Linked DNA regions of Homo sapiens: region 2 is linked to region 1. Evidence: chromatin loops called from intact Hi-C (ENCODE). Cell type or tissue: PC-9. All regions are shown on one strand. Links, peaks and the distances in the headings refer to the core of each region. The heading gives the core; the rest is flanking DNA.

Region 1 (15,486 bases), core at 5,081-13,080:
GCCAAAACAGTCTTGAAATGAAGAACAAAGAGAACTCACACTTCCCAATTTCAAAACTTACTGCAAAGCTACTGTAATCAAGACACTGTGGTACTGCTATATGGATAGACATATATAGATGAATGAAATCAAATGGAGAATATAGAAATAAACCTTTGCATTTATGGTCAATTAATTTTGACAAGGGTGCCATGATAATTTACTAGGAGAAAGAATACTCTTTTTAACAAAATGTTTTGGGATAAGTGTATATCCACATGGAAAAGAATGAAGTTGGATTCCTACCTTACACCATGTACAAAAATTAACTTGAAAAGGATCAAAGACCTAAATGTAAGAGCTAACACTAAAAAACTCTTAGAAGAAATTTTAGATGTAAATCTTTATGACCTTGGATTTGGCAATGGTTTCCTAGAAGTGACACCAAAAGCAAAAGCAACCAAAGACAAAAATAGATAAGCTGGATTTCATCAAAATGGAAAACTCTTGTGCTTCAACAGGCACTGTGAAAAAAGTGAAAAAACAACTACAGAGTGGGAGAAAATATTTGCAGATCGTATGTCTGATAAGGGTCTAGTATCTAGAATATATAAAGAACTCTTACAACTCAACAATAAAAAACACATGTAACACAATTTTAAAATGGGCAGAGGATCTGAATAGACATTTCTCCAAAGAAGATACCCAAATGTTCAATAAGTACATGAAATTATGCTCAACACCATTAGCTATTAGAGAAAAGTCAAAACTATAATAAGATGCCACTTCATACCCACTAGGAGAATATACTAGAAAAGAAAGACTATAACAAATATTAGTGAGGATGTGGGGAAATCAGAATCCTCCTCCATTGCTGCTGGGAATGTAAATGGTGCAGCTACTTTGGAAAACAATTTGGCAGCTCCTGAAAAAGTTCAACATAGAGTTACCATATGCCCCAGCAATTCTACTCCTAGGTATATACTCAAGAGAAATGAAAGCATAGGTCCACATAAAAACTTGTACATGGATGTTCATAGCAGCATTATTCATGATAGCCAGAAAATGGAAAGAGTCCAAATGTCTATCAACTGATGAATGGATAAACATAATGTGATCTATTCATATAATAGAATATTATTTGGCAATAAAAAAGATGACGTACTGATTCATGCTACAACATAGATGAGCCTTGAAAACATTATGCCAAGTGAAAGAACCCAGTCACGAAAGACCACATATTATAGGATTCCATTTATTTGAAATGTCTATGAAAGGCAAATCTGTAGAAACAGAAAATAGATTAGTGCTTGGCTGGGGCTTGGGGGAGTTGGAATGGGAAGTGATGGCTAATGGGTACAGGTTTCTTTGGGGGAGGTGGTATTCTGGAATTAGTTATACAATCTATAAAGATACTAAAAACCACTGAATATTATACTATAAAATGTGAATGTTATGGTGTATAGATTATATCTCAGTAAAGGTGTTTGAAATAAATTTTGTATAATCAAAGAAAATTCACTACAGAAATAAGAAAGACTAACTGAAAATCCAAAGCTAGCCCCATTCTTAGCATTCAGAAGGCTCCCACCTCCACTGTAGCAGGTCATACCTATAGAACTCTAATCTACCTGAATCCCCAGAGCTTGGCTTGTCCACTTAGTCAATGATTCTTCAAGCCCATTTGTGATACATCCTCTGGGTGATCATCCAATCTATGCTTAACTAGGATCATTTTACCTCCCTTTCAAGCATTTATTGAACATCTCCTCTGCGCTCAGCTCTGCGCTAAGCGTTGAGAATACACTGCATTGTTATCTCCTTAACTCAACAAACATTTATTTGATTATTTGTAATATATAAGACATTTTACTGGTTTCTATTCATTTCTGTTTATTCATATCCCTTTTAGCTTAGATTCTCCTAGAAGTGGATCTTCAAGCAAAGATTCAAGATCTACTTCTAGAAAGAGTGTATTTGGGAAATGCAAGTAGTTCTTGCCAGGAAGTGGGGAAGGGGTCCCTAGAAGGAAAGGGAGCCTATGAAGTCAGCTGCCACAGGAAGCCACTAGAGCTTAACCCTAGAAACTCTGGGGAAAGATGCAAAACACATGCTGAGAAATTATTCCACCTGAGGATGAGGAAGCTGGGATATTTATATATAAATTGCAGAGCTCCTGCTGGAGATGTGTTCATTCCACAGCATCTAGACTATGCTGCCTTCCCCGGTTTCTAGTCAAGAGAGGGGAGAAACCTCAGGAGCAAATGCAGGTTCAGGCAATTGGTTGGCAGGACTTGTCCAAGGGATAAGGGTGGGACACTGAGAGCATCAGCTGCAATACCCTTCTTCCTTCCACAGAGGACTGAGGATGGTGTATGAGAATACACAAAATGCAGCAGAATGCCGTGAGTTAGGTAAAGGTGAAGAGAAAAGCAAAGATAAAAGGGAAACTAAGCCTTTATGACAAGGCCAAGGCAATGACTATCTTCCTAGTAGACTCAGAAAACAGATGCTGCTTCTGTTCTCGGCTTCAAGATAAGCCTACATTCCATCACACACTAAAACACAGTTTCATGAAAGCACTTCTCTAGGAAGTCAGCTGTTTGCAGTGCAGATACAGAGCTCTCTGATTCTTGCTGAGCAGGATCAACATGCGTGGCTGGGAAGGAGCAGTATTAGAGGATGCAGTCTTAGGGCGGCAGCGCATGACGACCTCTATGGCTGTCGGCAAGTCTGGCTCCAAGGGTCCAGCTGAGAGTGGGGGATCCCTGCGGTGTGGTTCCCTAAATGACTCCTCACCTGGAAACATGCTCCTGAAGAAGATCCTGGCACTACTTCACTGCCAGACTGGGTGGAAACTCTCACTGAAGCCAGGAAGGAAATCGTGGTGCAGCCGGCCTCCGGCCAGGCAGGTCTCCCAGTCTCCCAGCCTTGCCATTGGAGTCCTAGTCCCGGCTGATGGTGTCCCTTGGAAGCTGTGCTTGAGGGCAGCGGGAGTGATGGGCAGGTACATGCTCTGCTACTGTTGCCTAATAGAATCACCAGCATTGCAGGGGATTCTCAGCCACTTTTCCTCTCCAGGGCCACCTGATGATGACACTCTTTCACTGGCCTTATTTCATCAGAATTTCACAACACCCTAGGCGGCAGGTAGGTGGGGCTACATCCCTCTCCCCACCTGACAGAGGGAGAAACCAAGGCTCAAGGTCACATCGGCAAAGAGAAAGAGCTGGAGTTGACAGCCAGGTCTTCCGACTTAGTCCAGGGTTCTTTCTGAGGTAGGAAACTTCCCTGTGTACTCATCCCTAAAACAACCATGGCAAAATTATTGTCAGGCTACAGCTCCACCAAAGTGTCTGAACACTGGAAACTGATTATTTTAATTGGGAATGTGATCTCATCTGGCTGCAATCTACATGGCCTTGCCATTCAAACATTTAAAAATACAGATGATTTTTTTTTCCATTATGAAAGTCATAGTGCTCATTATAAAAAATGTGCTTAGAGTGGATTTGTGGATTTTTGTGCTTTGGAAGGAAGGTCTTCAGTCAGTTCTTAGGGGGAAGATGATCCCATCTTAAATGAATGAATGTTCTCAGGGAAGGGTGATGCCAAGGCCTCATATTGTGTTTCTAGGAAAGGGTAGACCCATCTCATTCTCTGAATCAAGGTGGTATTGTGATTCTAGGGCACAACGGACCCATCTCACTCTTCAGAAGGGTAAACAAGTCCCAACAGCTTGAGGTTCTGGCTTAACAGTCCGTCTCACCCTTGCCAGCAGGCTGGTGAGCCTTCTTAAACAGAATGAGAGCTTTTGTATAAAACAGCTGGGCGGGGTGGCTGTGCTGCAGTGGGGAAGGAATCCCTCACTGATGTCTCAGCTGCCCAGGAGCCCATCGCTGAGAGTGGCCTAACAGTGAGTTTGCTGTCCTCAAAGTGCCCCAATGACAGGACCGAGGGAGGGAGTGCTCTGGGGAAGCATTCCAACGACCAGGGGTCATGCCGGACCAAATCCCTGCCCCTGCCCCTGCCCCTACCCCAGGGCCAAGCTAACCTGCTAGGGTGCCCTAATGGAGGTGAGAACTCCCTGGACCCCAGAGGGCCCAGCAAGGTGTGAGGAGGTGACACTCCACAGGGGCTCTGCTCTTCATACCTCCTCAACACTCCAGGACACTCATAAGGCCCAGTACGGCTGGGCCAGCATGGCAGGGAATGATGGCTAGAATCCCATTTCCATATCTGGAGTCCAGATAGCAACTGTCAGTGCTCCCTGAGCCAGGAGCTGTGAGGATGAGACATCAGTCTGACAAAATACAGAAGAGTTACCAGGATCCCCGCCTGCATCTCCCATCCCAGGAGGCGCAGCTAAGAGCACTGAGTCCTAGTCTCCAGCACACTCTCCCACCCTGGGCCTCCCTGAAGATGGGAGGGAGGGTGGCTCCAGCTCTCTTTACCACTCAGGAACCTAATGAGAGGGCACTCCACCTTTCTTGTTCCCTAAGTCAGCAGCATCTTGTAGCACCTCAAACTGGTCATAGTCATTTAGGATTTTGAAAGCCAGATACCTGCCGTGCTGATAAGATGTTTATCAGTGGAAAGGGTAAGTGCTGGTATCAGCGGAGCATGTGGGTGGAGGCAGGCAGCAGCTCAGGAGTTCAGATCCTCGCTGCAGGTGAGTGCGGGGCATGTGTCCTGCGGGCTCTCCTGCTCGGGGCATAAGTGGGATTGAACAGCTTTCATTTGGCCCTGCGGACATGATCAATGTCCAGTAGCCTTTTGGCTCCTCTCTTTCATGGTTCACAGTAAGCTGGGCTTCTCCCTACTCCTGTGAGGCAAGGTGATGGCTTGTGATTGAATCTTGGCTGGTTTATTGTGAGGATCGCGTGCATTTGTGTTAAATTAAGTTGAATTCAATAATATGCAAGCCACATGTGGTAGGAGAATAATGGCTCTCCGAAGTTGTCCATGTCCTAATCTCCAGAACCTGCAAATATGTTAGGTTGCATGGAAAAGGGGAATTACACTTGCAGGTGAAATTGAGGTTGCCAACCGACTTGATCTAAAGATTATCCTGGATTATCTGGGTGGGCCCAATGTAATCACAAGTGTCCTTAAAAGTGGAAGAGGAAGGCAGAAGAGAAGTCAGAGTGGTGCAGGGAGAAGGTCTCAACCTTCCATTGCTGATTTTGAAGATGGAAGAATGGCCACGGACCAAGGAATGTGGGAATGTTGGCTACTTCTAGAACCTGAAAATGGCAAGGAAACAGATTCACCTCTATGGCCTCCAGAAAGGCCTAAGATCTTGATTTTAGCTTAGTGAGTCCTATGTTGGACTTCTAACCTATAGAGCTATAAGATGATAGAGTTGTGTTGTTTTCAGCCACTGTGTGGTAATTTGTTACAGCAGCGTTAGAAAACGAATAAACCATGCATCAACAAATCTTCGGAAGCAGCTCCCCAAGCTTGAAGAATGTTTCAGAGTTTTCAGATCTTTGCTCCAAACAAGGCAACCACTCTTGCTCCATTTTTAAGTTTCTCCAAATTTTGTGTTTCAAAAGGAAGATATATTATTAACGTTTCTAGAATTAATGGCTGCAAAAATGGCTTGAGGAGTCTCAAGTAGGTGGGAAACAAGTATGATAAGGTTTTTTCTTTCTCCAGTCACCACTTTGCCCATCCTGTAATGACTGTCTTAAGTATATTCCATAATCTAACAATCACATTTATTCATTGTCCAGCCCAGTCTGGTTCAAAATGCCAACCTCGGATCCAATTTAAATCTCATTTCTTACCTCTCCTTGGGAAAGTCAGCCCTCAGCAAGGGATTTGAGGGAGGTCGAGTGTGTGGTCAGTCCTCTTATTCTTCACTTTCCCTTTCATGGGTTAAGTGCCTTTAGGTTGGAGGGGGACAGGGACCATCTAACATGGCCAGCCACCTGTCTGTGTGGGATGTTTCTAGTGTCACCCTGGCTCGGTCAGGGTCTATATGATCCTGGAAATTTTGATGGTACACTGATCTTATCATAAATGATGGGCAAGGTTTTTTGGAAGCTGTATCCAGCCATACCCCTGTTCTGAGTCCCCCTTCAGGGCAGCCATATCTCCCTTTGACCAGCATTGTGGCTTGTGCCTTTAACTTCCTCTCTGGGCAGGGCATTGCCTCACTTGGCCAATTAGCTTACTGCCAAGCAACTGATGGACAGTAACCTCGTTCCTCCACCCAGGCCACTTCCACAGGCCTTCTGCCTTCAGAAATCTCCAGGTTTTGGCCTCAACGTTCATGGGTGCCTCCAAACTCCCAGCACACAAGCCAGGTTCTTCAAGAGCTTTCCCAGGGTCACCATGTTCTGCTCTACTCCGAGGGCACCCCCAGTCTCAGAGCACATCCAAGTCTCCACCTAGCTTTGGGGAGGAAGTCACCTCCCCTTGTGAACACCACATTGACTAACACTTGCCCTCTTTCTCCTTCTTTCCCTAGCTCTCTGCTTATATTACAGAGGGGAGCTGGGGTGAAGGCTGGGGGGAGCCAGCAGGACGAGTTCTGAAGCCTCTTATTAAGCCTTGAGCAAGGGGTCTAGCCCCTCTTTAAAATGAGGGGTTCCTAATTAACACCCTTCCTTTCAAATGCAGCCTGGCCTCCCATTCCTCTTCCACTTTCTTTTCCAGCTGCTTTTCAAAGAGCCCACCTTTTGGTGTTGACTTTTCATGGACTCCACTTGTCAGTTGTAACAGCTACCCTCACAAGTGAGCCAAAGGATTCAAAATAAGGTTTCCTGTGAGCACAGTCCATAAGGATTGGGATTTGTATTTATGAACATGGAAGAAGCCCAGCCCCATAGAAGTGAAACACAAAAGAACGGAGGAGTTTTATTAAATGCTATGGTCTGAATATTTGTGTCCGTCCCAAATTCTTATGGTGAAATTCTAACCACCAAGGTGATGGTGTTAGGAGGTGGGGCCTCTGGGGAGGTAATTAGGTCATGAGGGCCCTTAGGAAACGGGCCCGGGAGCTCACGTGCCCCTCCCACTCTGTGAGGACACAGCGAGGTGCCATTTATGAACCAGAAAGTGGGCCCTCAGCAGACACCAAATCTGCCAGTGCCTCGATCTTGGATTTCTCAGCCTCCAGAACTGTGAGGAATAAATTTCTGTTGTTGACAAACCACCCAGCTTGTGGCACTTTGTTATAGTAGCCTAAGTGGACTCAGCTACTAAACTTAACAGAATAACAGGTGAGATGGGGAGAACTGCTGCGCTTCAGGCCCCTCCCAGGAGACCACCCTCACCTTTCTCTGAGCTACCTAGGGGCTACAGGGAAACGGACTTTGACTCTGAATGGAGCTGTGCAGGGGCTTCTATCTGTGACCCAGCCCCTTGGGCCTCAGAGCCAGCAGGTGTGGACGAGGCTACATTCACAGTAGCGGCCCACCTGCAGCTGCCTCTTACCCACCCACACAGGCCTTTCTCCAATGCACACTCCAGCCCCAGCTGTCTCTGCATCCCCAAAGCATTCCCTGCCAGCAGAGGAACCCCTGGGTGCTGCAGGAGCTGAGCTGGTGCTGCTCTCTGATGTGCTGGAGCCTCTCGGGGTCTGCGGAGAGGCGTGAGGCCTGCTTCGCTCTCCTCCTTGGGCACTGTCAGACAGTCCCAAACTAGAGCTTCTTGTGCCCTGTCTTACAGGTGCTTTGCGTTTTGTTTATATAACACTTAGCATTTACAGCATTCTAAGCAGTTTACAAACACGAACTCCAATGACTTCAGAGCAGCCCTCTCAGGCACTGCGGGCATCACCATTTAATGATGAGGAGGCTGAGGCGTAGAGAGGAGAGGTAACCTGCCCACAGTCACACAGTTGGTGGGTGACAGGATGAAGCTGAGATTTTTAAAGAATATTTTATCATATATATATATGTGTGTATATATATTTTACTGGCCACCCTTTCTCTCCTGTGACCCAGATGAGGTCTCCAAGGGACCAGATGGAGAACAGATGCAACCACACTGAAGTCAGAATCGCAGCTTGCCTCCGACACCTGACGCTTCACTGTTGGCGAGGCCCACTATGCCTCGCTCTCCCCCTGTAATGAGTTCTATCCCAGAGGCTCCTATACCCTTTAGAAATAAACTGCTCAGGCAGCCCAACCAGTTCATCCAAGAGGCCTGGAACCACAGCAGCGTCGACAGCTGAGATGAGAGTTGGTCCCTGATCTGATACAGAGCCTGGGTTTAGCTTTGATTTCTCTCTTCCTAGGCAAGATCTTTAGAGAATAACTTTTTGTGCCTGGCCATCTCCTGCTCTTTTCTCAACCCAAAAGGGCTATGTTCACCTAAAGAGGAAAAGCAAGAAGGCTTCCTGGGCTCGGGAGGTCAGGGCTGGAAAGAACTGCTCACCATTTCTGAGCCGATGAGGACTCACCTGGGCTCCTCACTGGTCAGGGAACTGTGGCCCAGCCGCAGAGTGATTGCTTTGTCAAGAAGGGAAACATTTACCTTTCCTTCTTCCCTCTGCTCTCTCCTAATTAACAATTAAATGGAAGGAGTTGAAAAGACATGTCAGAGACTTCAATCTCCTCCCGGCCTGAGGATGAAGGGGGCTCGAACCTGAATGTTCTCTTCGCTGTGGCCAGAACCTAGGGGGCTGGGGTTGCTGCCAGCTCGACTGGAGGCCTGCTTCCAGCCCCAGGCTGTGGTGAGGGGCCTCACAGATTTCACAAACAGGAGGGCGGCTGACCAAGCGCCAAACTATTTAGACAAACACACACCCTCCCTTCCCGCCAGAGTTTGGGCTGATTTCTCCCAATGCTAATGAACAGCTCATAAGTATTAATAGACTCCTTGGCACCTAGGAGTCAGGCAGAGTAACTTCCAGTGTGAATTTTGGCCAAGGACCCTGATGCAGCCTCAGGATCTTCCAAGCCCCTGTTGAGTCCAGGGGGCATGAGACACACAGGGAGGCTGGGGCTGCTCCCAGGAAGCAGGCTCACAAGAGCCAGACAGGCTCCCACAGACAGCTTTTAGGTCACAGAAACCTCTGCCTGCCAGGTAGGCATGAACACAGAAACCCTCCCAAATCCTCAGACTGTGGAGCACACTCCAGGTGAGCCAGGATCAATCCCTGGTCTCAGAGAACACTTAGATGGGGGTGAAAAGCAGGAACTGAGAGCTTCCCACCCAGCACCTGTCCCTGCTACCAGCTAAACCTGTGTCGGTCAGTGCAGGAATTGTACAGGTGATGCTCTGAGCCTGTGCTGAGGCCATGTATGGACTGAGGAAACCTCACTGTGTGTATGTAAAGTTAATTCAAACCTATTTCCCTGAGTGCTTACATATTTTCATAAGGAAAGTTCTGTTAGGAGAGCTGCCTGAAACAACACCTCTGCCTGTGCTCCCACTTTCTCCCGCTGGTGTGGGGAGGAGAGGCTGACATCGCTGGGTCCACGTTCCTCTGCCCTGGGTGGGGTATTAATGCTGCCATTCCCACGCTGCCTGCTGTTTCCCCTCATCCTCAGGAGGGCTGGTCTCTGTGCTGCAGGCAGCTCCACCAGGCCTGGGAGCATGACACCGTCTGCCAATGCCTTGCCCAGGTCCACTGGCCTCACCCTTCCGCAGGCCTGCGCCTTCTGTGACTCTCTGCCTCAGCAATTTCTCTGGATTTCTTTGTCCTCAGGAATGTGCTGGGGCCACAGGCAGGTCAGGCCAGGCTTTCTGGGGAGTGAATGCTCTCTGCCAGTGGCGGATGGAACTGGTAGACACGTCCCCCGGATTCCTCGCCTGCAAGTGGGATGGTGCCAGGAAAGTTCTACACCATCCTTCCCAGGTCCCAGGAGGACAAGCACAGTTGTCCACAAGGTAACCAACCTGCTCATTCAACACACTGTGTATTTGCTTCCCTCCCTCATCAGCCCCTTTAAACCCCACAGTAGGTAGGAAATGACAGAAAACAAGAGAAAATGCTAGAGATAAAGGAACTTCTTTAGGATTCCGTCAAGACTACATCCCTGAGAAAAGCAGACTCTGGTGAATCATTTAGGCCCACAGTGTGTTCTGATCATTGTCCTGGGCTAAATCATCAACCCAAGGCCTGCTCGCCCTTTGAGTCCACGCAGGACAGGAACTGGGCACATTTATCCTTACTTTTGCAGGGCCTGGTACCTCACAGCACTTAGTAGGTTCCGATAAATGCTCAGCCATGCTGAGTTAACTCCACAGTAGCTCAGCTGGAAGGAGTTCTTCAAAGACCACTGAGATGAGAAAGAATGACTTTGTTGAAGACCTTCTCTGTCCATCCAAAGCTGTCAAGGGTCAATTGTTCGGGCATTGCTACCTCCCATTTGTCTCTAGCACTGGAGGAGTCTGCTTTAAGTTCCAGGTTCTTGAGCCAACATAGGGCTCCTGGCTTAGGAACTGTGTGTAGTATTCAGGCAGGAGAAGCCTGGAGCTGGGCCTGCCTTAAGGGTAGAAGGTCCAATCCTGGAATGAATGCCTCCCCATCTCCAGAATCAGGACCAGGATATCCAGGACTCCTTTCAATGCTGTTTCTACAAGCCTCACCTTAGACATTGCTGTCATGATGTAATAATATTTGACCATAGTATTTATTGTATGTGGCAGGGAACCAAGAGGATGTTGAAAAATCCTGGTTGGATCTGAACTTGGAAACAAATTTGAGGAATCTATTTTACTTAATCCTACTGAAAAATTCCCTAATGAGTTAAAGAAGAACAAAGTAAAAGAAGATAAAAAAGCAGTTGGTACTTGAAATGAAGATCAAATCATCAAGTCCTATATGTCACCCACAGATCTGAGATCACTGACTCCCAGAGACACCCAGTTTCTCAGTGTCAGTACACACTGCCTGGGTTAGTAAGCACAGGCTGAGACCTGGGAGGAATTGATGAACCAAATGTGTCTGGGCTTTTCACTTCCTCGGCATGAGTCAGCCAAGAAAGCCCACCTCTCCTCCCCAGCAGCGTGCAGGGCCTCTGCAGATAAATGTGCAGGATAGCAGACCTGGGTGTGGTGCTGCCTGGCACTGAGCCAGCCCCCAGATTCTTTGGCTGCAGAGTGGCCTGGCCAACTCACACAGGTAGCGCCCTTTTATTCTTGGAAAAGGAAGCACCAGGTGGAAAGGGAGGTTAAAGGAGGGAACACAACTTTTTTCCAGACCCCTCTGCCCAGGATGTTAAAGGTTGCTGGAAAATGCCTTTGGTGGCTTTAAATGTCACAGATGACATATTCCAGGATGGATCCAGCCTCCACTGGACTTGGCCCCTCTATTTTGATTCCTGCCTTTCCCCAGCCTCAGCCCTGAGCGGCATAATATCTACACGGGGTTAGCTGCAGGTGGAACTCAGAACACAGCTCCTAGACAAGTAGAGTGAGGCCTATGGCTTCATCATCAAAATGTAAAATTTAAATATATAAATGAATAAAGGCTAGATAGACACATAAATATACATACACACATACATTTTGTCTGGTGCCAGGACCAAGGCCTTATTACAGCTCAGAGCTCCACTTTGAGCACTTGAGGGCAGGAGGGGCTCCGAGCTTCTCTCCCCTCAATGCTGCCGCAGGGTTCCTAAGCAAGGACCCACATGTGGAGGCTCCTGATCCCTGAACTGAAAGTCGACTCTCCAGTGCAACAGGTAAACTTGTTTGAGAACGTGGGACATAACGACGTCTAAACTATTGCTTCTTGGCAGCATTGGATGATTAGGTCCTCGCTAAGGCTTGCCAAGGCCTGTCCTAGGAAATGTTCCTGGGCTTGATTTCATCCTCACTGTTGAGAGAGTTTATTCCTTATAAGGTCCATCTCAATTCTCAGGGCACCGCAAGACAACGTATCTCCCCTCTCCTGTGCAATCAGTCAAAGAACATTTAGTCAACCTGAACTGGGAGCACAGCGCTCCTGGGGCTGTTGGGCATTCAAAAGAGGTAAGATGTTGTGAATCTACCAGGCATCTGCACCCTTGTTGGGGAACCAATCCATATACAGCAGCAACTGTTAAGTGGTGGCACCTGCTGGCTGTAGCACTTAATAGGTAGGTGTGCATGGAGTCAGACTGCCAGGTACACAGACCAGCTCTACCACTCACAGTAGTTGTGATCTTGGGCAAAACACAAAACCTCCCTGAGCCTCTCAGTTTCTCACCCACTAGTACCACCTCACTAAGCATGTTAGGAGGAGTCAATGTGATAGCCTATGCAAAGTGCCTGGAATAGTGCCTGGCACACAAGAGGTATTCAATACCTGCCAGCTGTTGTTGTTTTTCTGCAAATGAAGTGTAAACCCCTTGAGGACAGAGATGAGTGTCCATAGCTGTTATCTGCCACAGAGCCTTCCTTCCACATAACATATGCTCGAGGGTTTGCTGACCTACTTTGAAGAAAGGGGCAACACGAGGGGAATATAGTTTTATTGTGTAGGGTAATTTCCTCCAGGAAAGAAAAAAACAGTGAATCTGTGAAACTTGGTACAGATTGTTAAAAAAAAACTCACTTTGTAAAATAAAAGTATTTTCAACTGCAAGTATCCCTATTTTTAAATAGTTAACCAAGATTTGCATACCTGTGGTTTATTCTGGAATGTTTAGACAGGTATAACAGATAAAATCTGAAATAAGCAAAATAAGCCAAATATAATCAAGAGAAATCTGCCACAAACGTGTAGCTTGCTTGGATGAACATTACAATGGGTTTTTAAGGGAGCATGCAGAATGAAACTTTCAGAAAATAGACCTTCTCCCTTGGTCCACATTGTCAATCACTGACAAGGCTTAACTCTAGGCAGACAAAATGTTCTCCACAGGCTGGTCCCCTGCCTGTCCTGCATGTGCATCTGGGGCTGTTGCATAGTGGTGCCGGGTGGGGCATGACTGACAGGCATGTGATCTATGTCACTCCACCCCAGCCCAATGGCCAGACTGACCGCTGTTGCGGGAAGTCAGGGACCCCAAATGGAGGGACCAGCTGAAGCCATGACAGAAGAACATGGATTGTGAAGATTTTATGGACATTTATTAGTTCCCCAAATTAATACTTTTGTAATTTCTTATGCCTGTCTTTACTGCAATCTCTAAACATAAATTGTAAAGATTTCATGGAGACTTATCACTTCCCCAGTCAATACCCCTGTGATTTCCTATGCCTGTCTTTACTTTAATCTCTTAATCTTGTCAGCCGAGGAGGATGTGTATCACCTCAGGACCCTGTAATAATTGCATTAACTGCACAAATTGTACAGCATGTGTGTTTGTGCAATATGAAATCTGAGCACCTTGAAAAAAGAACAGGATAACAGCAATGTTCAGGGAATAAGAGAGATAACCTTAAACTCTGACCACCGGTGAGCCGGGCAGAACAGAGCCATATTTCTCTTCTTTCAAAAGCAAATGAGAGAAATATCACTGAATTCTCTTTCTCAGCATGGAACATCCCTGAGAAAGAGAATGCACACCTAGGGGTAGGTCTCTGAACTGGCCCCCCCAGGGCGTACCTGTCTCTTAATGTCAAGTCTGCAGAGGTGAAATAGACTCCAGTCTCCCATAGCGCTCCCAGGCTTATTAGGAAGAGGAAATTCCCGCCTAATAAATTTTGGTCAGAACAGTTGATCTCAAAACCCTGTCTCCTGATAAGATGTTATCAATGACAATGGTGCCCGAAACTTCATTAGCAATTTTAATTTCACCTCAGTCTTATGGTCCTGTGATCTCCCCCTGCCTCCACTTGCCTTGTGATATTCTATTACCCTGTTAAGTACTTGATGTCTGTCACCCACACCTATTTGCACACTCCCTCCCCTTTTGAAAATCCCTAATAAAAACTTCCCTAATAAAAACTGGCTGGTTTTGTGGCATCACGGATCCTACCAACGTGTGATGTCCCCCGTGGATGCCCAGCTTTAAAATTTCTCTCTTTTGTACTTTGTCCCTTTATTTCTCAAGCCAGCAGATGCTTAGGAAAACAGAAAAGAACCTATGTGATTTTCGGGGCGGGTTCCCTGAAAGACCGCCACCATGGACAGCTCAGCCAGGGCCATCTTCTGCTCTGACATTCCCTCATGCCCTGCCTTGCTGTTGTATCATGGAAAAGGGTGGGATGAAGGTTTAGGAGGTGACCTGCATTCATGTCCCAACCCTGCCACTTTTAGCTATATGAACTTGGTTGACTCACGCTCTCTGAGTCTCACTCAAAAAAGACCCTATATGTGTAGATTTATAGATGGGGATGGTCCAGATGGTGTGAGTGGTCAGCTCCGGCTCTAAATCCTGGCATTTTCTGGGATGTGGATGAGTATGGCGAGAGGCAGGCAGCCCAGCTGCTGGCAGCACGTGGCTAGTGGATGCCGGTGCCTCGAGCTCTCTCAGAGACCACATCCAGGTTCCCTGTATACCAGCCCCAGGATGTACACACACCATAGTACCACCCCTAAATGTAGATGGCAAATATTTATTTGAAGTGTTACCAGAAAGGGATCCTAATTTAGACCCCAAGAGAGGACTCTTGGACCTTGGGCAAGAAAGAATTCGGGGCATTTCCACAAAGTGAAAGCAAGTTTATTAGAAAAGTAAAGGAATAAAGAATGGCTACTCCATAGGCAGAGTAGCAGCACGGGCTGCTCCACTGAGTATACTTATAGTTATTTCTTGATTATATGCAACAAAGTGTGGATTATTCATGAGTTTTCCGGGAAAGAGGTGGGCAATTCTTGAAACTGAGGGTTCCTCTCCCTTTTAGACCAAATAGGGTAACTTCCTGATGTTGCCATGTCATTTGTAAACTTCATGGCACTGGTGGGAGTGTCTTTTAGCATGCTAATGTATTATAATCAGCGTATAATGAGCAGTGAAGATGAGCAGAGGTCACTTTCATTGCCATCTTGGTTTTGGCAGATTTTGGCCAGCTTCCTTACCACATCCTGCTTAATCAGCAAGGTCTTCGTGACCTGTATCTTGTGCCGACCTCCTATCCCATTCTGTGACTAAGAATGCCTAATGCCTAACCACTTGGGAATGCAGCCCAGTAGGTCTCAGCCTTATTTTACCCAGCCCCTATTCAAGATGGAGTCACTCTCATTTGAACACCTTTGACAGAATCACATAATCATATAACATATGCTGAGGACCTTTTGCAGAACAAGAGGGACTGAGGGCTGTGCTATGAGGGCTACAAAAGATGTGCACATCCAGACCCTTGCCCTCAGGAAAGTGTCCAATGCCAGCTGTGTCTGCAACAGGCTGTGAGGACTTGGGCACACTACAACCTCTCTAAGCCTATTTCCTCATCTGTGAAGCAAGGATAATAAAACTTATCTTACTCGTTATAAAAATCAGAGGTAATACGCATAAAGCTTGTTGGATTGTTTTTAGGATCGGATTATTGTTAAGAAATAGATATTATATGTTAAACTCCTAGCATAGTGCCTAGCAACTGGTAGGCATTGAATAAATGGTAATTACTATTGTTACTAATATGCTATTGTCATTATTTTTAGTGTGGATCAGT
Region 2 (15,486 bases), core at 5,000-12,999, 90 kb before region 1:
TCCTTTGTCTCTGCCTACAGAAAGCAACAGATAGAAGATGTTTCTCACAGCTCACGATGTCCCTCTTGTCTGAAATGATTGATTTTAATCATACAAATAATTGATGGAAAATACAGAAGGTGAAAAGGAAGAACAAAATCTGTTCATAGTCCTATTCTACCACATCCACTGTGTCATTTGGGGTGTGTTTCCTCCCAGCCTTTTGTATTCATGAATAGAACTCTAAATTCAATTCTCTTTTGATTTTTAATTGAATTCAGATTAAATTGAGCCAGGTGGAAAAGGGTATCAAGATTTTGCTCCTGAAATAATAACTCTACAGCTGTATTAAAACTATAGGATAGACAATTTTAAAAACAATAGCAACTAATATTTATAGAATGCTTATTATACGCTAGACACTCTGTTCTAAATCTTTCACAGGAATTGTTTTTTTAAATTGATGCAGTAATTAATCAGGGGTTAACCGTAAGTTACTATTATCCCCATTTTGCAGAATGAAGGGCAAACCATGAAACTAAGCACAGAAAAATTGCATAACTCCCAAGATCGCATAGCTTTGGGAGGAAAGATGGGAGCTAGAATACACCTCCAGTGAGTATGATTTTACAGTGTATAATAAGCATCTACAACAGGCTGAGATGAGACTGCATTTTAGTTAAAGTGACAGTTTGTGAAAAGGAAAAGCTTTTTCCTGTAACCCTCCCTCCGCTTCCTCCCCCGTGCTGTGGGGACCACTTCTCCCTTCTGCCCTCTGGTTGCATTACTTCATCTGAGCAGGGTATTTCCAGCTCTGACTGCTAGACCTGACTGTTGCAGGCAATCGTGCTGACAATAATGTTAGAGTACAGCCTAGACAGTGTTCGGAGCCGTGTGGACCTCTTGCTTGGAAAGGAACAGTCCTGCGCTTAGGAAACTCAAAGTGCCCGACTCCCAGCTGCATTCTCTATATGAGTAGAGTTGAGTTGAAAATGTCAAGTTATTTAATAAATTCATACTAAATACTTGGAGGTGGCAAACACTTCAATGAAATTATGTGTTTTTCTTTTGGAGTTATGTATTTCCCTTTTGCTGATGTTCATTGAACACTTATTCTACTCTAGGCCTTGTGCCACGAGCTTTCTATGGGTCTGCCCATTTGGTCTTCATAATGCCCTCAGCTGAGGTTCACTTTTATTTTGAGACAGGGTCTCATTCTGCCGCTAGGGTGCAGTGGTGTGATCACGGCCCTCTACAGCCTTGACCTCCCTGGGCTCCAATAGTCCTCCTGCCTCAGCCTCCTGAGTAGCTGGGACTACAGGTGCATGCCACCACGCCCAGCTAATTTTTGTATTTTTTTGGAGAGATGGGGTTTTGCTGTGTTGCCCACGCTGGTCTTGAACTCCTGGGCTCAAGCGATCTGCCTGCCTTGGCTTCCCAAGGTGCTGGGATTACAGGCATGGGCCACCCACTGCACCCAGCCTGAAGTTCACGTATGATTTCTGCTTTATAACAGGGGAAGTGGAGGAGGTGTGGTAAGGAGCCCACGCTCACATGGCCAGTAAGTGAAGGAGGCCTGGCAAAGGCCACACTCTTGGTCTGTCACCCTGCTGCTTCTCCTCACTTCCTTGTGTAACAGCTCTGTCATCAATGGGCTGTGTGACTGCACACGCTGCTGCACCCCTGTGGCTTTCAGTTTCCCTATCTGTAAGGGGTTGCACTAGATGCTCCCCAAGGCCGAGGTATGTGGGCCTGAGTGCTCTGCATTCCCTGATCAACTTCACTTCATCAAGGGTCTCCCATGGATGTAGCCCAGTTGTGGGCACTTGGGAGATCCAGGAGAAGTAACATCATGGCCTCTGGCTCCTCAAGGAATTTAGAATCCACTTGAGGACATGACTGGTGGCACAAGATAGTGAATTATTAATTTCCCAATGTGTGATTCAGACTAGAGTGTAAGGGTTCTGGAAAGGCAATTGAATGAGTCTTGCCTAGTGGAAAAATTGATCATCCTAAAGGGAGAGCAAATCCTCCTTAACATTTGCTAAAAATTGCTCCTCTGTTAGGCAAGAGTCAGATGCACTTGGGCACATCATCACCATCTGACTCCCAGTCCACCCCAACACCCAGCCCGGGAGCCCTGGGAAGCTGGCGGATGTGCCACATTTCAATGAGACCATGAACCCTTAGAGGGCATGATGGTTTTTTCCTCCACATTATACACTTCCTTATGTTGAAACGTTTTTTCCACAGGGCTGCAGGGAAAGAAGAAGATGTATATTGGTGAAGCACAGCTCAGGGAAACAGAATTAGTTGGGATTGTGGAAAAGTCACTTTGTGAATCAGGGGATAGAGACGCCTCATATGCTGAAGCTGAATTCCTTCAATCCTAAAGAACTGGTTGGGAGCAGAGCACAGTTTGGATGGGTTTGCAGCTATGATACCAGGGAAAAGAACTGCTGGACTCCATACTCTAGCCAGTTTAAACCAGCATTGAAATCTCGAGTGTATTTTAAATTTTCAGCTTGGGTTTGCTAGATGAACTAAAGAGTGAGTCTTAGGTTGTTTTTGCCTTACTCTTGTGGCATCTCAGAGCCTGTAGAGAGTTGGCGTTTGTCCCAGTAGTCTTGGTCTTCCATCCTCTGTCTTGCCCTGTTGGTGTTCCCTAGGGTTCTGTGCCAGCCCTGTTGCTCATCCTAACCCTGCAAGGGGCAATAGCATCCATTTCCAAGGTTTCAATGTTCAGGAACAGGCTGCTGACTCTCCCTCCAAAGGTCCAGTTGAGAACTGACTTATAAGTTCTGAATCCATGTATGTGGCTGCCCTCTGGGCATCTTCACTAGTAGCCCCACAGGTACCTACTTCTCCACTAAACTCCCCAAACCTGCTTCTCCTTCTACACCTCCTAACTCAGGGAATGGCACCATCACTCATGCTCACCATCCCCGGTGTCCAAACAGTCAGCAGTTCCCACCCTATGTCTTTCCAATCTGTGTGGTACCTTGGTTCTGGCCCAAGCATCTTTGTCCTCCAGCAGCCCTCACATAGGTCTGCCTTCCAGAGTTGCTTTCCTACAACCCCTCCACAAAGCAGCTAGAGGGCTTCTATGACACAAATAGGAAGTGCAGCCCCCATCGCCAACACCACTTAAAACTCATCGAAGACTGCCAATTGCTTTGGGGATTTAGCCTACACTCCTCATTTTCAGGTTGCACCTGCTTATCACTCTACTGGGCTCCATGCGTGGGTTTCATGGGACTCCCCCTCTAGAGATGTGTATTATCTGACAAGATCAGGGGATGGGAGAGGTGAAGGTGTTTGATGGGAATTACCATCCCTCCCACCATCCCGCTCTACCGTATTCTCAAATTCAGAACATCCCAACAGAATTCAGCATGCTGTTTCTCATTCTAGTGCATCAGAACAACCTCTCACAAATCAGCAAGAAGACAAACCACCTAAGATACCCACAGACGATCACCAGGGAAAAATACAGAGCCTTTCCCACCCTTCCTGGCCAGAGCTGACTGTTCCCCTGTTAGTCCCGCACTGAACCTTGCCTGAAACTCCCTTATAATAGTTTGCACTATATGGCATTTATTTATTAGTTTATCTCTTTCTTTAAACAATCATCAATTTGGTTCATCTGTCTATCTTCTATGTGTGTTCTATGCAGCACATATCTGCTATGCATGCTATGCACAGGGTGGGCTGAGGAGGTTCTCTGTATATGAATGTGAAATTATTACATCACAATATTATACCTTTTCTCCCATTAGGAGCATTTATTTCATTAAAATGGCTTGTTCTGAAAATATTCCCTGATATTACCAAGGATTAATGTCCTTAATAAGCAATCTGTTCTTATTAACCAATAAGAAAAAGACAAATTCCCTATGAAAAAATTGACCAAAGACATTGGATTCTTCCTTGTCTCCCATGTAAACAATAAAAGCTGCAGGTTGTGGCGAAACAGGTACTCTGATGTACCATTGGTGAGAGTGTAAATTTGTAGACCCTTTTGAGGGCCATTAAGCAATAATAATTCCAAATTTAGAATTTGGTTGATCTCTGACCCAGCAATTCCTGGAACTTGCAGAGATTTGTCCTACAGGAATAATCAGATAAAGACACCACGTTTATGTAAAAGAATATTAATTGCAGGCCAGGCACGGTGGCTCATGCCAGCACTTTGGGAGGCCAAGGCGGGCGGATCACCTGAGGGCGGGAGTTCGAGACCAGCCTGACCAACATGGAGAAATGCTGTCTCTACGAAAAATAACAAAATTAGCCGGGCATGGTGGTGGATGCCTGTAATCCCAGCTACTTGGGAGGCAGAGGTGGTTGCAGTGAGCCGAGATCACGCCATTGCACCCCAGCCTGGACAACAAGAGTGAAAGTCTGTCTCAAAATATATATATATATTAATTGCAACACTGTCAAAATAGTTAAAATGCAAATAATTTGAACTTTCATCAGTATTGGTTTGGTTAAAAAAAATCATGGTGCAGCCATATGATGGAATATTATGCAATTGTTAAAAGAAAAAAAAGCAAATCCCAAGAGATTTATGTTTTTACAAGGAAAGATGTCCGCAATATATTAAGTGAAAGAGGCAGATTGTAAAGCATTTTATCCATCTGCTCATCCATCCTTCCTTTCATTCTTTTATTCTACAAAAGAGGTGAAAAAATGTATATATATATATCAGACCACTAACAGTTTTATCACCATATTGTCACTGGATCAAGTTAGACTTATTAGGGACTTCCACATTCTACTTCATATTTTGGAGATTTTACAAGCAGATATTATATTTATAGTAATAGCAAAAACAATAAATACTGCCAATCTGGGAGACAGTTTTTCTTCTTGCTTATTAAAGGGCAATTTGAGAGACTTTCCTCTGCTAGCATGTGAGAAACTGGCTGCCACACAGGTAATTTCTGAGGGACCTTGGCTTGGTGGTTTAGCTCCTGATGGCAGGTCTCACATCGCATGGATTAGTGCTGCATTTTTAATGCAGTTTTCTACTTACTCTTTAGAAACCACAAGACAACATTTCACAATCTATTTCCACCCAGCAGACAGGAAAAAACTACGCTCAGTTTTCAACTATCAGTGGAAAAGAATTGTTTGTATAAAAGGAATCTACAAATAATAGACACTTTATCCATTCCTTTTTATCTCTTCCACCTACATTTCTCTCAACCATTCTTTTTCACTTGTTACCAAGACCAAAATAAACTGATTTACAATTTCTCTTTTGCTCATCCTCAATGTGCCCTAGGCCTGACTTGTTCTTAGAGAACCCTCTCTGGCTCCTGTTGGTTAATGGTTTCTTTTTAACCAAATCACAACAGGTTAATTAATACGAGTTTACAGTTTTTCTTGGTATTGATGGCGTGCTCATTTGACTATGGCTAATGGAATTTCATCTTTTTCCTTTCTTAGGAAACTGAAAGTACAGTGTACTTTGTCCACCATATTGGTGACTTTATGTTGACTGAACCTGTTAAGATGGAAGGGGCGACAACTCTGGATACCTGTTAGGATTCATGTTTTTTAGAGTGTGGGAGATAAACCCTTTAGGGCTAAAAGTCTGCATCACCTCATCAAGCAAGCCACCTACACCGCCAGAAGTACTTGCTGGGAGTGGAGGGATTCTAGAAAGAGTGGCAGAGCAGGGAGATGATGAATATCAGCCACAGCCAAGGGACCACTGCAAAGGTTTATGTTAACCACTCACACAAATTTATGTAAAAGAATATTAATTGCAACATTGTTAATAATAGCTCAAATGCAAGTAAGTCAAACTTTCATCAGTAGTGGCTTGGTTAAATGAATAATAATAAATCAGTGGCTTAGTTGAATAAATCATGGTATGCAGCCATACCATAGAATATTATGCAATTGTTAAAAGAAAAAAGCAAATCCCTAGAGATCTAAGTTTGATCCCTAGAGATCAAATAAGTTTGACTTATTTGCATTTTAGCTATTATTAATGTTGCAATTAATATTCTTTATATTCTTTTTTTTTTGAAATGGAGTCTCACTCTGCCACCCAGGCTGAAGTGCAGTGGTGTGATCTTGGCTCACTGCAACCTCCACCTCCCAGATTCAAGCGATTCTCCCACCTCAGCCTCCTGAGTAGCTGGGATTACAGGGGCGTGCCACCACGCCCAGCTAATTTTTGTATTTTTAGTAGCGACAGAGTTTCACTACGTTGGCTAGGCTGGTCTCGAACTCCTGACCTAAGGTGATCGGCCTTCCTCGGCCTCCCAAAGTGCTGGAATTACAGGCATGAGCCACTGTGTCTGGCACAATTAATATTCTTTTGTAGAAACTTGTGTGAATGGTTTACATAAACTTGTGTGAGAAGAGATGTATCTTGTCTCACTAACTCTTATCTTGTTAAGTTTTCCCCCAGAAACTGTGAGTGTCCACCCTCTTGAAGGCGCAGTGGCGGAATGAAGTTCACAGAATGGAAGATGTGAGCTGGTCTGAGTGATGCAAGGGGTGGTCTTGGGTGGGCTCAGTTCCTGCTCCCTCAGAGGCCTTTGGATCTATTTTTGCTGTTTCTGTGAACTCCGCCAGTGCTTTTTGGTGCTTTTGCTTCAAACAGCCCCATACCCGTGACTCTCTTTGGAAGACTGCCATCTGGTTACTACACTGCTTTGCCCACAGGTGCAGAGCCCAGACATGCCAGGAAGTTTCCATCTTTTTAGGGCATCCCTTAGCCAGAGACCAACAGTTTAACGCCACAAAGCCCAGCTCCCTTGTCTCCATGGGGACAAACTCAGAAATCTCACACACTCCCTTGTGAGACCTTGCCTGCAGTTGCACCCTTGCTTGGCTTCTTCTCAGTCCCCTGCCGACTTGCCCCATTCCCGTACCAGACCCGTTTCTTTGGGAGCTTGTCTTTACTAAGTCACTTGCACAGGACCCTTCCTCTCAGGATCCACTTCTGGGCAATCCTCACAAATAACAGACAAATGATAATAGGTAGCATTCACTGAGTTTGACCATGTTTCAGGCACTGTGATAAGAGCTTTTTACATGCCCTGGTCCACTTAGTCCTCCAGAATTCCATCAGGCAAAGCAGGTGCAATTATAGCCTCTTGGCATAGTTTAAACTTGGGACTGCAGACCCTGGTGCCTGACTGCCTGGGGTCAAATTTCAGTTCTCCTAGTTACTAGCTGTGTGGCCTTGGGCAAGTCACCTATTTTCCTCACCTGTAAAATGGAGATAATAATAGAATCTACTTCACTGGTTTGCTCTGATGAGCTAAAGTGAGCAAGGCATTGAAATGCTCTGTAGGTATTTCCTAAATGAACAAATACTTCACACAGTAGGCCATGGAGATTTACAAAGATGAAGGCCAGGCATGGTGTAATCTCAGCACTTTGGAAAGCCAATGTGAGAGGATCGCTTGAGCCCAGGAGTTCAAGATCAGCCTGGGCAACATAGAAAGACCCCGTCTCTACAAAAAATAAAAACGAATTAGCTGGGCATGGTGGGGTGTGCCTATGGTCCCAGCTACTCAGGTCGAGGCTGCAGTGAGCTATGATCATTTCAGCCTGGGCAACAGAGCAAGACTCTGTCTCAAAAAAAAAAAGAACTAACTTGCTCTAGTTCACCCAGCTAAAGTTGGCAAATTTGGGGCTCAAATCCAGGTCTGTGAGATTTCAAAGCCCAATTTCTTGGCTATGATTCTATGCCACTTCTGTTCAGTACCACTGCCCCTTCTTGGGCCTTCATATCTTTCAAAAGGACCACTTTTCTCCAAGTCTCCCTGCCCATTGCTGGCTTGCCTTTGCGAGCATCAAGTCCTCCCTCAGCAGAGGGAGACTGGGTCTCCCCGCACTGCCCTGGGATGGAGGCAGCTCTCTACGCTGCTGGATCCTGCCTTGTCCTGGAGGGGCCACCACATATTCATTCTTAAGGGGACTTCTCCGCAGGCTATACTTTCTTCATTTCATCAGCTCACTCCCCGCCAGCAACCCACCAGAAAATCAGAGAGAGAATTTCCTTTGCTACTGGAGTAATAGCTTATGAGTACCTCTTTTCTAAATCAAAAACTCTATTCTCTGTTTTCCCAATTGCAGAGGTAAGTGGTAAATGGGATAATAATTTAAAACATATGGAAACATGTGAGGAGGAAAGGAAGTGAGAAAACTCTCACTTGCTGCCCATATGGCTTTTCTGAGTTTTTTAAATCCACCCTGGCCTTGACTCACTGGGGCCATCACAGGGCTTTGGGATGACACACCTGGCAGGCCTGGCCAATGTCCTTATAAGGCAGCAGCTCTGCGGGGAGTCAGCTGCTTCTCTGGCCTGCGTGTCAGTCGGGCGATGAAGCAACACCCCTGAACTGGGAAGGGCGGGGAGCAGTTTGCTCCTGATTCTCCATAGCCCCACTCGGGCAGCCCTACTTCCTTTTTTGTCGGGTTGAAAGTGAAAAATTGAACTCTGGGAGAACAGAGAGAATAAGGCCACTTATTTCCTTTTTACTTATATAGCAATATTTATTGGGCAGCTGCTATGTGCCAGGCATTTTAATCTTACCAGCTCACTATCTACAAGAAAGGGAAGAGATTCAGTTGTAGTGCTCAGATCTAACCATGCAGTTTCTCTCATATATGTGTGTGTGTGTCTGTGTGTGTGTGTGTGTGTATATGTGTGCAGGCCAAGGGGGTAGGGGGTGTCTTAAGCTCCCTTCAGGTCCCAGATTTGGGAACAGCAGTATAATGAAGAAGGGACATTTACCATTTAATGTCATACTTACCAATGTACCAAGCGTGGTGATTTACATACATCATCTCATTTAATCCTCAGGGACTAAACATCTACTATGAAGTAGGCGTCAGGGGCTAAAGCAGAATTTCCTTGAAATGTCTACCTAGGTTTATCTTGCTTTTCCCCAGATCCCAAAGTCGGCCAGCATGAGGCCCAATGGTTTATATACATCTTAACCTCAAAGGGTGTTTTCTGTTTCAACCTTAATACTTACAGCTCAGATCTGTCACCAAGGTTTGCTTCCAGTTCAGATTCTCAAATAAACTGTCCTGGCCAATGGCAAATTCTTGACTCCCTGGGCTGATCTGTCCCCTCCCAGGATGCCCACAGCCAGCCACCAAGGATTCTGGATCCCTGAGAATTTGCTGACTCTATCCCCCCACCTTACCTGTCTTGAGATAATCTAACCTCTGGGCTCCCAGGTCATGCCCCCACTCCACCTCCCTCAGTTTGTCTGCTCAGGACCCAGCTGCTCTGCTGGGTGAAGGAGCCAAGACCTAGTTGATACCCCAGGGTTTCCAAAGAATCTTACCTCGTTCGAAGAAGGGATGCTGCAGACTTGAACCACTTTAGGACTCAGTCTAGATTGAGTTCCCTGTGCTATGTTCTTTCCTATTTCCTCTTTCACAGCCCTCAGCATGGGTTTCTCTCTTGGACAGGTGGAGACAATTCCACTGGAAGAGCTGGAAGCATACCTAGATGGCTTCTCTGTGTTTGAAATGTCAACCACCCTCTCCTCTCCAAATTTCCCCAACCTCATCTCCCTCCATCTTCTCCTTGCTTCCTCCATTGTGGCCACATCGGTCTCCTTTCCACTCCTTAAGCCAAAATCTAGGGTTGCCAGATAAAATACGGGATTCCAAGTTAAATTTGAATTTCAGATAAACAACATGTAATTATTTTAGTATAAGTATTGTTATGGTTTGAATGTGTGTCTCCTCCACAATTCATGTTGAAACTTAATTTCTAATGTAATAGCATTAAGGAGCGAGTCCTTTAGGTCAGTGGTCCCCAGGCTTTTTGGCACCAGGGACCAGTTTTGTGGAAGACAATTTTTCAACAGGTTGGAGGGGTGGGGATGGTTTGGGGATGAAACTGTTCCATGCTAGATCATAGGCATTAGTTAAATTCTCATAAGAAGAGCACGACCTAGATCCCTCGCATGCATAGTTCCAGTAGGGTTCCTAGTCCCATAGAGAATCTAATGCTGCTGCTGATCTGACAGAGGGTGGAGCTCAGGCCGTAATGCGAGGGATGGGAAGTGGCTATAAATACAAATGAAGCTTCGCTTGCTCGCTTGCCCCCACCTCCCGCTGTGTGGCCTGGTTCCTAACAGGACATGAACCTGTATTGGTTGGTGGTCCAGGGCTTGGGAACCCTGCTTTAGGTGATTAAGTAATGAAGGTGGAGCCCTCATGGATGGGACTGGGGCCTTATAGAAGGGCTTGAGGGAGTGGGTTTGCCCTTCTGCTCTTCTGTTCGGTGACACACAGTGTTCCTCCCCTGAAGAGGACGCAGCAGCAAGGTGCCATTTTGGAAGCAGAGACTGGGCCCTCACTGGACACCAATCCCAGCTAATTTCTGTTCTTTATAGAGGAACCAGTCTGTGGTTTTGTGTTACAGCAGCACACATGGTTAGACTAAGACAAGTGTGTTCCAAATGTTGAATGCGACATATACTAAACAATCCCTTTTCTTGTTCATCTCCTCTTGTTTCTCGTCCTCCTCCTCCTGTTTGTTAACTCTGCAACTCTAGGCTTAGCTCATTCCCACACTAGGGATGTTCCTCCTCTGACGATGACATGATTTTCTCCTCTCTTCGACTCTGGCCTCTGCCCAAATACCTTTTCTTCAGGAAGGCCTTCCCTGATCTCACATCTCAAATGGGAGCCCCATCACTCCCCATTCCCCTTCCTCTTGTCTTATTTCCCTCACTGCTTTATCCTGCCTGACTTTACCTTGTTTTTGTTTGTTTGTCCTCCACTAGCATGGACTCCTCAGGAAGGCAGGGATTCACGTCTGTTTTGTTCACTGCCATTTCCCTAGTGGCTCATAGGGCCTGGCATAAAATAGGCATCCGAAAACTATTTGTTGAATGAATGGATTATTCTGCAAGATGAAGAGAGAAAAATTTGGAGTTTCCAGGTCAGCCCAAGAAAGAGAAGATTGGAGAAGAAGGCTATAAAATTACTGGGGGAAGAGAGGAAGGACAATGGTAAAGGAGAGACAGAGAGAGAGACAGACAAAGAGACAAGTTACTTTCTGAGACCTTTCTGAGTCTGAAGGTATGTGAGCTCAGAAATATAGGCCTCTACACAGGCTGCTAGGTTGCATCTCCAAGGAGAAGAGTACGATGTAGAATTTCAAAGCACAGGCTTTGACAACCCAGACTCAACATTTGTAAAGCACCTAACAAAACATTTGACACTTGGCAAGTGTGTATCAGAAGGCAGCCGCGAGTACGTCTCATTGACAACTACACCCCTAATGATGAAATTCACACTCATCCATTGCCTCTTTGATTTTAGCTGACTTGCAGCTGATGGCTATTTTTCAAAAGCAAACAATTTTTTTTGTTTTTGTTTTGCTTTTAAATTGTCACAGGAGGGTTAGGGTGCCCACAGGGTGATTAAAAAATGTCAAGCCAAGTACACTGTGAGCCATGTGACTCCCAAGCTGGCCTCATCGAACGAGGATTCAAATTCAGCCACAGTGCAGGGATAAGTCACTACACTCAGGGGCCTTTGAGGTTTCTAGGATATAGTTGAAGCTGCAAGTGTTAAACCCAGGGGTGTCAAGGGCCCATGTCTCTGAGCACACAGGACAGGGTGTAGTTGTTAGTGCTGAAGCCAGTCCAGCATGACGTTTGCTAGCTCTGTGATACACAGCCTCACCTTTAGACCTCACATTCTTCCTGTGGAAAATGGGATGACAATTCCTGCTCTGTCTTTCTTACAGGTTTGGATGACCATAAAATTAAATAGGGTATGACAAAGAGCTTTGGTGACTGTGAACTACTATATAAAGCTTAGGATCGTCATGATGTCATCAGCATTGTCTGCAGGGGTGGTCTTGGCTGGCTGACTATGGGTTGCCAATCCCATGGACATCTTGGTGTCCTCCACGCCCTCTTCTCGGCGCCAGGGTAAAATGCCAATCAGTGACGTGTCCCTGTGGGACTCAAATGACACAAGATGATCACCCTCTGGAGCTCTAGCTCTGCATCCTTGGGTCAGGCCAGCAAGTGCTGCCAGATGTGCACCTCCCAGTCCAGCAGCCACTGCAAAGGCAGGAAATTAGCACCAGCTCTGAGTAAACATCTCTGTTCTTTAACTCAGCACTTTGCTATGTTAGTAATTAGCTACACTTTTCCAGGACTAGACACCACACATGACAAGTCCCACGATCCCCAGTACCAGTGAGACAGTCACGGCCTGGGCAGGCTTCAGCCCCTCTCCTGTCCCAGCCTCAGCAGTTCTGGCAAGTTCTTAGATGGCAGCACATTCCCAGAGCCAAATGATGCATCCTGAGACAGACAGGCAGGGAGAGGATGCACTGGTGTCCATGGCCTTGGCCCATGATAGCCTGCAAAGCCAGTTGCCCCTGAGAAGCAATTTTTCTTTCTCTCATTTGGATGCTTATTGGCCAGAGCTGTCCTCAAACTGCAGCAGGCAGTATCCTTGCCTTAGGACCTGCAATTTCATGCATTTATCAGACAAATATGAACCGAGTGACTGCTAGGTACTAGGTGCTCAGAACGCGTCAGTAAACAAAACAGATTTGAATTTCCCTTCCTTCATGGAACTTAAGTTCTAGTGGTGGGAGGAGGACAGAAAACAGTAAATAACTAGATTTTGAATTGTGTTAGCAGATGATAACTGATGTGGGAACTTAGCAGGTAGAAGGCAACACAAGGTCAAAGAAGCCGGGGATTCCACCTTGACTAGGGAGCTCAGGGCAGGCCTCACTGAGAAAGCACCACTTGCATGAAGGAGGTGGGAAAAGCCTTCACCTGGGGGAAGAGCCTTCCAGGCAGAGGGAACAGCCAATGCCAAGGCCCTAATGCCTTGGCCACTGCCTGGTATGTCCAAAGAACAAGGAGACCTGTGCCAGCGGCTGCAGCTGAGTGAGCCAGGGATGTAGGAATGTGTAGAGGGTGGTTCTGGGAGGTGGCAGCAGGAGAAAAGTGGCTCAAAGTCAGCTAGTGGTACCATCTGGATTTGGTTTCGGGGCCTTGAAGCCTACAGAATTTGCGGACACTTTCTTAAGAATGTAAAGTTACAAAAACGAAATTAGACACAGGGCTCTGGAAAGGCAAGCGAGGGTCCCTGAAACCTATGTTCCTTCGCTTCCCTCTAGTGGAGCCCTGGACCTGAGGACGGTGCTGGGAGGGTCCCACCCACCACAGAGCCTCCTTCCCTCCCTCCTTCCCCTCCGATGTTGCCCTTCTGTGACTTCTTTCCTCCCTCCAGACTTCCTGTGACAGTCATCTCAACCAGAGTTTGCACAGATGGACATGGGGACAGAGGGAGGAGGTGAGGGACCACAGTAAGGCCCATCCCAGGCCCACATTGGTCAACCTCCAGCCCTCAGGGACAATGCGGACAGTGGGGTGGCCGGGAAGTTCCTCCTGAGAGGGGAAGGGTGGGAATCACCCCGCCACGGAAGACATTTCTCCCTTCTTGGTGGTTCTGTTCCCACCCAGGGAAAGAAACTAACAGGGCAAGGCACACATTTAATATGAAAGCAGGCTCAGTGTCCTCTCTCAGGTCCCCACATGGTCCTTCAGGAAGTAGCTTCAAGGCACTGGGGCCCCAGGGAGATGAGCAGTGAGACTCTCTCTCAATCTGGCTGGGCGAGTTCCACTCAGGGAGGCCCAGACTCTGCTTCAGAAACCTGGAAGGAGTTTGCGGGGGAGTGGAGCAGACAGGGAGAGGAAATAAAAGGAATTATCCTCTGAGCCCAGTTATTAAATATCAGCAGAGGGGAAAGAAATTCAGAGTAGGTAGGAAACTCAGGCTAGGCATGTTTCATCATGTACTTTCTCTATAGGATGTCTGCTAAGGGCCTGGTTAACTACAAACCATGCATTTTTTCCCTCCCTCCCTCCCTCCCTCCCTCCCTCCCTCCCTCCCTCCCTCCCTCCCTCCCTTCCTTCCTTCCTTCCTTCCTTCCTTCCTTCCTTCCTTTCTTCCCTCCTCCCTTCCTTCTTTCCCTCTCTTCCTCTCTTCCTCCCTTGTTTTGTTTCTTCTTTAGGGAGAAAATATGCCATTCAAAAGTGCCCAGTGTGTGCACACACTCTCTTTTTCTTTTTTTAAAATTTAGCCTTGACTTGAAATTCAGAGTATGCATATTTTTTAAAAATTGTGATAATTTTTTTAAAAAGATGCCAGCTGCTAATTCCACCTAGGTAGAGACATTTAAACAAGTTTGGCTATAATACAGGAATTTTGATGAATTTGTTTAAATGAGATTCTCATTATAATACAATCCCTTGCTGTCTGGAAGAAATAAGTCAGTCTAGAAACATTTACAGAACAGCTGCTATATGCAGGGGTTTTTTTTAGGTCTCATGGGGTGTTCAAGAATGTTGATTCCAAAGTCTCACTCCTCCAGGGGTGTCCCGTAGTCAAGAGGTTGATGCTGATGCCTGTGGAAAGAGCGGCTGAAGATGGCTTCTCAGGCTTTCATCTTGACCTCCTCCTCTTACTTCACACTCGCCCTGGGCTCCAGCCTCAGCACCCAAGACGTCAACCACCTCCCACCAGGCTTGCGATGCCAAATCTTTATCTCTAGCCTGACTCCCAGCACCTTCCAGTCGTCTGCCTAGAGTGGAGGCTGGCTGGCTCCAGTTCCCTTTCCAACAGCAGCCAGGGTGGCCTGCCTCAAACGCACACATCTGGCCACAGCACTCGCCCACGCCCGCGTAGGAGCTGGCCCTGGTCACCGTCATCCACGTCAGAGATCACAAACATTTGGAAATGTAACTTGTTTTTCAAATAAATGTTATATTCAAAACCAATAGAAGAAACAGATGAAAAGTTATCTTATTGGTAGATATGTACTTTATAGGCACACATTGTTATAAAGCCAGTCACTCTGAACAATGTGAGTATTTTAAGAAGTGTAAACATTTGACATTCATGGTCATGGGTACAGTTGCAGTTTTATGTCAGCCTTGGTATTCAATTTATTCCTGCATTTGTTTCTATTGTCCAATGTTGAGAAAGTTCAATTCACAGAAGTAAGTCATAAAATTGTTTTGCTTTACTTTATTTTTAATTTTTAAACAGCTTGCCTTGAAATCTCAGGATGCGCTCAATTAAACAGACCCAATACCTTAAATGTGGAGTAGGAGGAAAATTTGATTCTAAGTTGAATCATTAACAATATCTAAGTGCTTTTACTCCCTGTGTTAAATGTAAAAGTCAAATCAAAAGCAACCCAGCCTCAGGACAGGTGCTCGTGTGATATGATCCTGACTGCACAACTCACCATTATGCAGTGGGAGGGATCGTGATCACCTAGGTTTTGCCTGTGTGAATTTGGTTGAGTGTGACTCAGTTTACCATAGTAGTATGCTTGTACAAATTGAGAGGACATGCATGGACCTGGATTTTAAGAAATCACCTATATAGAGCTACAATCTTACTAATCAGTGACACCTCTGTTAAACATTCAAAGTTATGAATGAAACTAGCAGAAAA

Evidence for each region. Hi-C counts contacts between places; a loop is a spot of excess contacts. Peaks named below come from ENCODE experiments on the same cell type or tissue, not always from the same donor. Only the 100,000 strongest peaks of a DNase experiment are listed, where the experiment ranks them.
Region 2: a loop joins it to region 1, with 9 times the contacts of the local background. A loop is called at or near these places in 3 of 110 quality-filtered maps.

The regions. Positions count from the first base shown.
Region 1 is chr1:94,617,061-94,632,546 of GRCh38, reverse strand. It overlaps SLC44A3-AS1 (SLC44A3 antisense RNA 1), which reads left to right. Exons shown (of 6, transcript NR_160780.1): 5 at 7,938-9,828; 6 at 15,476-15,486. The region is part of intron 1 of LOC105378861 (a long non-coding RNA gene); the gene reads right to left. Among named protein-coding and RNA genes, the nearest start is that of MIR12133, 81 kb to the right of the region's middle. RefSeq lists an enhancer at 6,912-7,419. In PC-9, for the core only: no CTCF peak of the experiment used is centred there; DNase peaks (open chromatin) are centred at 8,756, 9,616, 10,946, 12,566 and 1 weaker place; H3K4me3 peaks cover 2,049 bases; H3K27ac peaks cover 6,790 bases.
Region 2 is chr1:94,706,714-94,722,199 of GRCh38, reverse strand. All of the region lies in intron 2 of SLC44A3-AS1 (SLC44A3 antisense RNA 1), which reads left to right. Among named protein-coding and RNA genes, the nearest start is that of MIR378G, 31 kb to the left of the region's middle. RefSeq lists enhancers at 1,498-1,787, 9,651-10,608 and a silencer at 8,175-8,224. In PC-9, for the core only: no CTCF peak of the experiment used is centred there; a DNase peak (open chromatin) is centred at 8,279; H3K4me3 peaks cover 289 bases; H3K27ac peaks cover 2,322 bases.